Linked DNA regions of Mus musculus: region 2 is linked to region 1. The links are chromatin contacts, found by POLR2A ChIA-PET in ENCODE. All regions are on one chromosome and are shown on one strand. The core of a region is the stretch at or near the end of the contact, and the rest is flanking DNA. Distances in the headings are between cores, read along the strand shown. Region 1 holds the start of Btf3 (basic transcription factor 3). Region 2 holds the start of Foxd1 (forkhead box D1).

What was found. ChIA-PET counts read pairs that join two places held with the same protein, here RNA polymerase II (POLR2A).
Region 2: POLR2A ChIA-PET joins it to region 1 with 58 read pairs in Patski. The contact joins the promoter of Foxd1 here to the promoter of Btf3 in region 1. POLR2A ChIA-PET finds 5 or more read pairs at or near these places in 2 of 5 experiments (Patski and embryonic stem cell).

What each region holds. Positions count from the first base shown.
Region 1 is chr13:98,313,646-98,318,950 of GRCm38, forward strand. Btf3 (basic transcription factor 3) reads right to left here and starts at 3,322. Exons shown (of 6, transcript NM_145455.3): 1 at 2,980-3,322; 2 at 2,585-2,653; 3 at 1-107. The coding sequence starts at 3,105. Gm9828 (predicted gene 9828) reads left to right here and starts at 3,471. Exons shown (of 4, transcript NR_137279.1): 1 at 3,471-3,964.
Region 2 is chr13:98,352,107-98,357,411 of GRCm38, forward strand. Foxd1 (forkhead box D1) reads left to right here and starts at 2,139. Exons shown (of 1, transcript NM_008242.2): 1 at 2,139-4,599. The coding sequence starts at 2,514. The coding sequence ends at 3,884.

The DNA.
Region 1 (5,305 bases), core at 2,072-4,571:
ATACCAGAGATGTTGTTCACCCCTAACTTCTTTAAGGAGAACTGCAGTTTCTTATCGTCTGCTGTGGCCGTTCTGTGAACCACCTTCTTCTTCCTACGAGCAGTTCCCTATGGGAGCAAGAGGGGAAACGACACATTGACACAGCAGCAGATCTTCTCCAATTCTTTTCAGACCTTTGCTTCCGTATAAGACAGTTAATCAGATGTAACAAGGTGGCACACTCTGATGGATCTCTGAATATGAAGTCAGCCTGGCTAACCTTACTGAGTTCTAGGCAAACCAGAGCAAAACAACTGAGACCTGGTTTCAAGTAAAAACAAATACATAATAAAGACTAACGGTAGTTATCAAACCCACAAACTAAGAAGTTCAAAAGACAGGCTAAGATGGAAGTAAGGAATGACATAGGAATTCTTCATAAGCACCAGTTTGCCACGTGCAAAAAAGTCTTTCACAAGCCCTGACATTTTAAGTCTTTTTAGGCCATGTTTCAACCTAAGCTAAGCCTCATCTTTACCTCTTGTTTTCAAAGAAAAATCAATAGCTTAATATTCACAGATGAGACAGTATACAAACAACTCATGAATCTGTATACAAATATCTATTATAGCCAAGAGTAGAAAGTTCTTAACCCACAGAGCTCTCGTAAGTCAACTAGACCTTTCTCAACTCTCTCCCTCTTCCCTGCATTGCTCACCCCCCTCCCCAGCAAATTTCTTCTCCCCTCGAAAAGGGCTCTTCTCAATCACTCAACAAAAGGACTTCACAAACATCTCCATTTTTTCTAGATTTTATTGTTAGTCATATTTTAAAATCCTATCAAGTCATCGTCCAATCTGTCTTTCCTCAACTCTGCACTAAATGCATGACATGCTATGTTACTTCCAACTTTATGTAGACTATAAACAAACTTTTACAACAATAAGAACCAGGAAAATTTTAGATTATAAAATACAGACTACCACTTATAGATCTCACACATTTCACAAATGTAGAACTTAAAAGATTGTCAGTTTTTCCATTAGACACTGAAAAGGGTCTTGAATAATATTCACCTAACAGCATGTGAATCTTACACTACTTTTCTCTAAGGCTACATTCACTCATTCTATAAGTAAAGTTTCTTAAAAGGTACAGAAAAAATGTTCCCATATTATAACTGGAAACATTGTCTTAGCTTAACAAAGACTAGATACAAAGTATCCCTATGAGACTGACTTGGAAGGCTTTCATTTTCCATGTATTGATGATGCTAAAACATAAAACCCAGTAATTAAAGAGGAACAACCTTGCACACAAGCACATCACTCCAGAAACTAAAAAGAAAGAAAACAAGCCCAGCTTTTTCCTAGCACCTGAAGGCTTCTGCCTTAAAATTAAAAGGTCGAGAAGCATCTAAGGTTAATGTCCTGAGTGCAAACTGAAGACTACAATTGCCAGCAAAGGCAAACAGGATGCTTACTGCTGGTGCCAACTCTCCTAACTTATGTTATGTTACGTTCCACATTTCCTTATCTCTCAGAAGACTACTGAAGATTTACCTTCAGTAAAAGTTAAAGTTAGAACAATTTAATAGGTAATAAACTTGTACTATGGAAGCTCCACAGGTTTCTCGGAGACTCCATGCTTCAACCTGTTAAACACCAGGAATGTGCTAACTCGATACTTGAAACTAAGGAGCTCTTCATCTGGAGTGGACCCAGCACCAACACCAAGTTCAATTCTTTCAGAGCAGAATCCACTTGGAGAAACCAACCTGCCAACACATTTGCATTCTCTCACTGTAGCATAATTACAAAGGTTGAGGAACAAAAGACATGTGCTAAGGTAGGATTTCCCAACCTAACACTGTTCACGAATTTAAATAGGAAGGTATCCTCAAATACCCTAAAAAAGACAATTAGTCTGTTGAGCATTTAGTTCAGAAAGCAATGCAGAAGAGCAGAAGATCTTCATAATAATAATAATAATAATAAAATTACCTAATCATTAAGTAGAACAGGAAAAGCCAATACTTTCAGTTAACTTACTTTTAAAAAAAATGGGGTGGGAATGCAGTTTGGGAGTTGAGAGGTCCTCTAGCATGTACCAAAACATGTGTTGGATCTCAGGACAACTCAAAGGTAACAAAATAACCACCCCCAACATTGTACAAGTCAAGGGTACACGGTACACAAAGATTTGGCAGAGAACATACTTTCCCCCCCATTCATAAAATCCAGTAACATTTGTTTATATGCGCCATAATCCTGAACCTCTTGCAAGCAAGGCACCGTTTTTAAGTGCTATTTTCTTCTCTACTCGATGACCGACCTCACCCCTACTATCTATCTATCTATCTATCTCCTCCTTGTCTCTTAGTATTGGTCTCATTTCCCTTGGATTTGCTAGCTTTGCGAAATGTCCCCTGCCAAGCAAAGTGACAAAAAAAACCCAAAAAACCAACCAACCAAACCAAAAACAACAACAACAACAACAAAAAAAACAAAAAACAAAAAACCCAACAACGTGAGAAATGCAAACGGAACTTTGGAAGAGAGAGAGGAGAGAAAAAGAAAGGAGGAAAAAAAAAAAAGAAACTTACTTTCCCACCAATGCGCACTTGTGCCTGCAGTTTGGCGAGTTTCTCCTGGTTCATGATTGTTTCTTTCATCTACAAAGAGAGAGGAAAAAAAAAAATCCTCAGCCAAGAACAAGAACGGCCGGGCCCCCCCTCCAGCATTCCACGCTCGTTATTTCCCGCTACACTCGCAGGAGAACGTCGTCCCCCTCGGGCTGAGGCCTGGATCCCCAATTCACCCCTCCAGGCTCGCCGGGGCGCACAGGGCCCCTCGCCCCTCCCCCGCCCGGCCCGGCCCGGCCTCGGGCTCAGCCCCACGGCGACCGAGCATCCCCCGCTCCCCGCCGCCCTGCCCGGCCTGGGCCGAGGCCTCGCCACGGCCTGCCCGGCCCGGCCACTCTCCGCAGGCCTCGCGGTACCTGAGACTCCCGTCCTCGGCTTCCGCCGAGAGGGAGAGAGGGCGTCGCTTCGGCCCCGGGCCAGCCGCCCCTGGCTCGCCCTCGCCCCCGAGAGTCCGCCTGGGTGGGAGCGCCCGTCCGTCGCATCGCTTTCCTCAGCTCCGTCCGTCCCCTCCCTGCCTCGCTCCTGCCGGGAAACGCCCGCCCCACCCCCAACTCCCGGTCTCCTCCCACGCCGGCGTCCACGGCCTTTTTTCTGTACCTTGTCGGAGTGGAAATGGCGCCGCGCGGGGAACTAAGGTTCACGCTCAGGGGGTCTCGGGCAGACCAGCTGAGAGAAGGCGCACACACGCGGGGACGCAAGATGGCAGCTAGAGGGAGGCCGGAAGTAACGCGACGCCACTTCCTCCAGAATTCAGGAAGCGGAGTTGGCGTCGCCGCGCATGCGCAGCCGGGGGCCGGTCCGCGGCTGTTTCTTTCCTTTCGTCCAGCGGCGGGCCGGGAGCAGCACCGGAGAGCTGGGACCCGCGGTCGCCGTCCGCGGTCCTGGGAAAGGCCGCGGATAGATCGGACAGTGAGGCTCCCTGTAGAGCTGTGGTTAAATCAGTCTGCCCTGTGGCCACCCCGTAGGGCGTCCAGCTTTGTCCAGTAGGCTGCAGTGTCTGCTCAATGCCGGGTGTAAATAAAAAACTATCGAAATCAGCCAGGCTAATGTTGCTTTCCAAAATTAAGTGACTTGGGTGATGTAGAAATCGCGACTCAGAATGTCTAGAAAGCATGTTCGGAATGCTTTCCAGATCTCCACCCTTCAGCAATTCGGTTTATTCAAGGTTGAAACAGGGTAACAAGATTTGTAACCTCTTAACCCTTCTACACCTCTACCATCGACTCCCTGATCTCGAATCGTCATGGATTCGACCATGAAGCATTCACGATGGAGCAAACTTTACCTTGAATTCTTCCAAGATGAATTTGAGCCTGCGTGCTTGGGGGTAAAAACGTGGCTGTGAGTTAAAGTTTGCCGAACTCCAGCACGAATTGTGGTTGTCGTTTTTTTGTTTTTTTGTTTTTGTTTTTTGTTGTTGTTGCATAATTTGATGGTTGTTTTAAAAAGTGTCTCGATAAGTAATCCTGGCTAGTCTGAAGCACACAGCTATTCTCCGGCCTCAGAGCCCCTCTGTCCAATGCTGGGATTATAGTCGTCTAGCACCATTCCCAGACAAATTTTAAGATAACCTTAGAAAATCCCTATATGAAGATTAAAAAACGAAAAAGAAAAAGAGGTTAAGTGAAAATTCTGTGTGCTTAAGCCTTTTTCCAATCTTAGCTACGAAATGTTTTTGAATATTCCAAAGAGAAAGTTGTGTTAGAATTTTTAGAGAATACAATTTATCCAGAAAAGTTGCCGAAATGAATACTCTAGCTAAAATCAATTTTTTTTCCCCTTGGAAACCTTTTTACACAAGAGTTTCTTGCAACAGCGATGAGTCATTTAAAAAATCGGGAGAGACAACTACGTTGCTATGTAGAAAATTGTAACAAGTTCTTTTTCTTGAAACAACAACAATGTTTCTTTTATCCGAACAAGTAAGTTTGTCTCAGAAAACCATGCTTGTTGTCTACCCTATGAAGTACCTAACCATTCTCCAAATAACTGAGATGAGGCAACAGAATTCAGTGCTACAGAAAATATATAAAACATGACTGTGTTACATATGATGGATAAAAGGTAAAACTAGTTCTTTTTGTTTTTGTTTTTTTTTTTTTTTTTTTTTTGTTGTTGTTTTTCCAGACAGGGTTTCTCTGTATAGCCCTGGCTGTCCTGGAACTCACTCTTTAGACCAGGCTGGCCTCGAACTCAGAAATCCCCCTGCCTCTGCCTCCCAAGTGCTGGGATTAAAGGCATGCACCACCACGCCCGGCTAACTAGTTCTTTTTAAAGAAATGTTTATCTGTAGAATATTTTACTCTTCATATTACACTGAAAGTATGTGAAACTTCCTAATCATGATATTTTCTGAATTTTTACATAAAACTCTACAATATGTAACTGATACCTGTCTCATCTTTTAGGCCTATATTCAAGAAATATGACTTAGTTTCTTTTCCCCTATTCTGTCATGGTATAGAAGACTTGTATGATTTTGAAAATCACCAAACTGTAAGGAAGACGATGTTTATTTTGACCCTTGCTGCACCAGGACTTCAGATTTTGCTAATATTTATATACCAGCCTTTTAAAAAACAATCGAAGGACTTTGTTATTGTTTTACTTTTCCTCTAGAAGTTACCATTTGCGGTCTGTCTTCAGGACTACCATTTCCCACTTGCTCCGGCTGTCTACAGC
Region 2 (5,305 bases), core at 889-3,388, 37 kb after region 1:
AAACAAAACTGGTGGAGTGCCCAAAGATGGCTTTAGTGAAGCTCACTCAAATCTCTGGTTACCTGTTCTGTACCTTCATTGATCCCAGTGTGTTGAGGTGGTCTGTCAAATCCAGCAAATCCCCACATTCCTCGCCCCCCGCCAGTGACTTTAAGGTAATTTACCACGTTTCCCCAAACATTTCCAGGAAACAGCCCTTTAACCCTTTGGGGGCGATATTGCAAACGGAACATAAGCTCTCAACTCCCAGACCCTTCTAGGACAGACAAATTGCAAATCTTGAGCAGAGAGATTTTCCTCTAACGTTACTAATAACCTGCGAACAATTCTTCTTGTATTCCATCTTCAAATACGTTTGTACGCAGCAGCCCTCAGCACTGCGAAAACCATAGTGTTTATTTAGATATCGGGCAAGCACTAATAAAACTTAAACTTTTGATGTAAAAGTGGACTCCTTGGTTAGGACGCCTGTCTGCATCAACAAAGCATTCGCTGCCTGATTAATGTTGGCGCAGGTTAATCAGAGCCCATTACAATAATTAGATGGTCCAGTCATACATCAAATGAGAGGCAATGAAAATCAACGCGTTCAGATCGCAAGGCATTCTCATAGATCTTTTAAAGATCTCTAGTAGACTTTACAGACCATTTACAAGTGGAACTGGTGGTTACCCATTGGAGAAAACGAAATCTGATTTGAAAAGAAGTATTAGATGGGGCAACAGCTTATTTTTGTGATGAATACCAGTTAGAACAAGTCACTTCAGGAAGTAAGAAACACTTGGTTGATACAATGACACACAGAGCATTTGAGATTGTTCCTAGAGAAAGCCATTGAATTTTTATTCAGTTCTTGGCAAATGGCGATTTTAACCAGAAAGTTAAACTGGTAAGGCAAAGTTCCCTATTTGAAATCGAAACATCTCAGAAAAGGCAAACATCCAGAAAGCTAGGCTATCAAAATGAATTCGGATTACACAATTATTCGGATTTCCCGCCAGCCAGAACAAAACATTTAGCTGGTGGTAAACACAGGTGACCTTAAAACAGAATAATACTTTAATCATCCCTATTAGCTTGCCACTTGGAAGAAAAATGAATCGAGTGGAGTTGCATCCTGCATTTAAAATTTAAAAGTCGGGTTTTTTTTTAAAAAAAAGAGTATAAAAAGCATTTAATGTATTTTCCAAAATAAAAAATTGATCTCAAAGTTCATCTTTGCTACTGTCCTTTCTACTATCAATCCTTCCGGAACAACACTGTGTGTAAGTTATAATAATTCCAGTATTTAGAAAGTAGTGTGAAATGCTCCTTTAGAAATACCTTTTATTGAAAAGTATAGCGCTCTTTTTCCTAACATCTCAACAGTGTTTGAGTTGCTGCTATGTGTAATTTCTGTGTGTGTTTGGGTTTTCATTACAATTTTCTATTTCTTTTCCTCATTCAACCATTGCTTGCTCTATTCCCATGGAATTTGTGAGATGCTCTCATTAGAGTGGCTTAGTTTAGCTGTCAAGTCTCTAGGGCATTCAATTGCAGATAAATGACCAAAACGCCAGCCTAACCGCATTTTTATTAACAGATGGCGGAAAACAAACGTCTTTGGAGAAGAACCGAAGGGAAAGGGTTAAAGGGTCAATAAACAATTATTACCGTGCTCAAAATGGGGGATTTTTCATCAGATTCCACAGGCGGAGACTGGCCCAGTCCAGAGAGCTGGGACACCCTACCAGACTCCCTCGCTCAATATTCCAGTGAGCACCTCACACATAGAGCAGTTGTCCCCAGTGGGATGACTCCTACAGGCCACTGGGTTGTCCAATCGAAGCGTCCCCGGAGCGCTTGAGATTAGGGTTGAGGGCTAATCCGGGAGAATAAGGCTGGGGGTTTGAACTCCTGTAGCTCTCGGGTCGGCTCGCGGCTGGCTAGGGTGGGATTCAGGATAGCCAATATCTTGGCAAGAAATAGTGGGCTTCAGTCTCCAACTCTTGCTGCTGCCCCTCCTGCGGGTGAACTTTCTCTTCCTACACGCCGATTCCCTCGCCTTTCTTTTCCTTCCCTGGGCCGCGCTCTGACGTGCACACCATGTGACAGGCCCCCTTCTGCTATAAGCACAGACAAGGTCCGCCCTCTTCTGGACTCAGCCCTGGCCTTGCCGAGCTCCGTTTCTAGATTCTCACTCCTCCCGCGCCCTTCTGGGCGCCCGACACCGACTGGCCCGCCAGGGTCCAGCCACCCCCTCCTGGACTAACCGGGCTAAAGGGACCACAGTGGAAAAGGTCAAGTCTAGAGCGCCCGCCACCCGGTGCCCGCCGAGCCGGGGAGCGCAAACACCTCGCACAGCCCTGCTCGCCAAGTAGCGGAGCGGAGCGGCCCCAGCCACCTCCTGCAGCCGCGCGTCGCAGAGTGGCGTCCTCGCTCCGGGTCCGCCGCTCCGGGATCGGCCTGGGGAGGCCAGGGAGCCGGGAGCCCGGTGCCCCTATGTGCCGCCGCGCCACCGCGCCGCCCCAGCTATGACCCTGAGCACGGAGATGTCCGATGCCTCCGGCCTCGCGGAGGAGACAGACATCGACGTGGTGGGGGAGGGCGAGGACGACGAGGAGGAGGAGGACGATGACGACGAGGGCGGCGGCGGCCGCGGCGGCGGCGGGTCCCGGTTGCCGAGCTCGGCCCAGCGGCGGAGGCGCTCTTACGCCGGGGAGGACGATCTCGAGGACCTGGAGGAGGAGGACGACGATGACCTGCTGCTGGCCTCCCGGCCCGCCGCGTCCCCCGCGCCTCCGGGTCCTGCGCCCGCCCCGGGGACCGGGTCGGGCGGCTGCAGCGGCGCCGGAGCGGGAGGCGGCGCGGGAGGTGGTACGGGCGCGGGCACGGGCGGGGGCGCTAAGAATCCGCTGGTGAAGCCGCCCTACTCGTACATCGCGCTCATCACCATGGCCATCCTGCAGAGCCCCAAGAAGCGCCTGACGCTCAGCGAGATCTGCGAGTTCATCAGCAGCCGCTTCCCTTACTACCGGGAGAAGTTCCCCGCTTGGCAGAACAGCATCCGTCACAACCTGTCGCTCAACGACTGCTTCGTCAAGATCCCGCGCGAACCGGGCAACCCGGGCAAGGGCAACTACTGGACGCTCGACCCGGAGTCCGCAGATATGTTCGACAACGGCAGCTTCCTGCGGCGCCGCAAGCGCTTCAAGCGCCAGCCGCTACTCGCTCCCCACGCGGCGGCCGAGGCGCTGCTGCTGCGCGGTGCGGGGCCGGCGGCGGGCGCAGGGGACCCGGGCGCCGCGCTTTTCCCGCCGCCGCCGCCACCGCCCGCCTGCGGCTACGGAGCCTACGGCTGCGCCTACGGCCTGCAGCTGCCACCCTGCGCGCCGCCCTCCGCGCTCTTCGCTGCCGCCGCCGCGGCAGCCGCCGCCGCCTTCCATCCGCACTCGCCCCCGCCGCCTCCTCCTCCTCCGCCGCCGCCTCCCGGTGCGGCCGCCGAGCTGGCGCGGACCGCCTTCGGCTACCGGTCACACGCGCTGGCTGCCGCCCTGCCCGGCCCTTTGCAGGCGGCCGCAGTCAAGGCGGGAGGCCCGGGCGCCGCAGCGCTCGCACGCTCGCCCTTCTCCATCGAGAGCCTCATCGGGCGCACTCGGGGTCCCGCGGCCGCCGGGGCGCACGTCTCGTCCGGGGCCGCCAGCGGGACCGCCCCGGGACCCGGGGGCGGGGGTTGCGCAGTACAGGCGGCTGCTGGTCCCGCCGTCGCGCTCACCCGCTCGCTCGTGGTCGCCGCCGCGGCCGCCGCCTCCTCCGTGTCCTCGTCCGCCGCGCTGGGGACTCTGCACCAAGGGACAGCGCTGTCCAGTGTGGAGAACTTTACTGCTAGGATTTCCAATTGTTAGGAACGTCGTTAGCGCGCGGGAGAGCGAAGGTAGGACTCCCGGCTTCTTTCTCCGGATGGGGGGGTTGGTTTCGTTCGCCCCTCCCGGTCCTCGGAGACCCCGCGCCCCCCATTTTCGCCGCTTCGGATTCTTGGACCAGACTGTGTTGGGCGACAGCTGGGGCGCCGCGCAGTTTAGCTCAGAGGGTCCATCTATTTATGCAAAATCGCCCTATGCTGCAACCCTGACTTGGGGTGGGAAGGAGGGGAGTCGCTCTGTCTTGGCACTAGGAATTTCCTTGACTTTTGACAAATTGAGAAAAAACAAAACAAAACAAGCAAAATCATCAAAACTAAGCCCTTTTTGAGGTGTAGAGATTCTCAGGTCCAGGCGTTTTAAAAAATCAGTAATGTTTAAATGCAGCTTATAGAAAACCAGTAAAAGTCTCCAAGAAATGCCTCTACTTGTTCACACTTGTTTGGTAGACTTTTTTCATGGAAAGAAAAAAAATTAACATGTTTACACAAGAAATAAGTCGAAATTTACCATTTCCTATTTTTAACCTGTGTTTTGTATCATAATGGACATGCGGAATTTTTATTTTGTACTTACTACGTATTCTTTGCAAGGAGTATTGTAAATTTTACTGGCAATTATTATTGTACTATTCTAATGTAAGATTTTTACACTTTTTTTCAGAAATAAAATGCTTAATTTTCAAAGAAAAGCCACCTAAGTAATTGGCTGAATTGTCCCTTTCTTAGTTTCTTTTCTGTTAAGAAGAAAAAGGTGGAATAGATGAGTCTGAACTCAGTCCAGGATCTACTTAAATAGTACTTTCAAAGAAAGACTAACAAAACCGGGATACCATGCTGCCACAGTTCTTCTTCATTTAAACTTTCCAAGTCAAAGCCATCCGCTGCACAGAACTTGTTTTTAGTGACAGCAAATGAAAGCCGTTACTTTGCTAGATAATTCCAAGTCCAAGCTTTGTCCATCTTTGAGATCAGGGAGATGGTTTAGTCATTCTAAGGTAATTTAACAGGAGTATTCGATTTTATTTTCAAAATTCTCGAGTTAATTTCTGCTCACTTATCAGCAAGATGTTGTAAAAAAAAAAAATGCTCAAACACTATGTTAAACTGTGATGGAAACAACACAAGCAGGGCCGGTCTCTGGGTTTACAATTTTAACAGCAAAAAGAGATGAGGAGATTATCTGTTTAAAAGCGTAAAGGTTCTGGATAAGCAAATATTTACATTTATAACATGAATTGTATATGAAAGTTCTGGTCTTTAAGGTAAAAGCGAGTCCAGGAATTATACAAATGAGTTCTGAGTGCAAAGGCAAGATGCCTGGGATTTTGGCTTAAAATGAATAACCCAAGCGCAAGAGAATTTGTCAACTTTAACAGGGTATGTGGTTCAAAGATTTAAAGATGA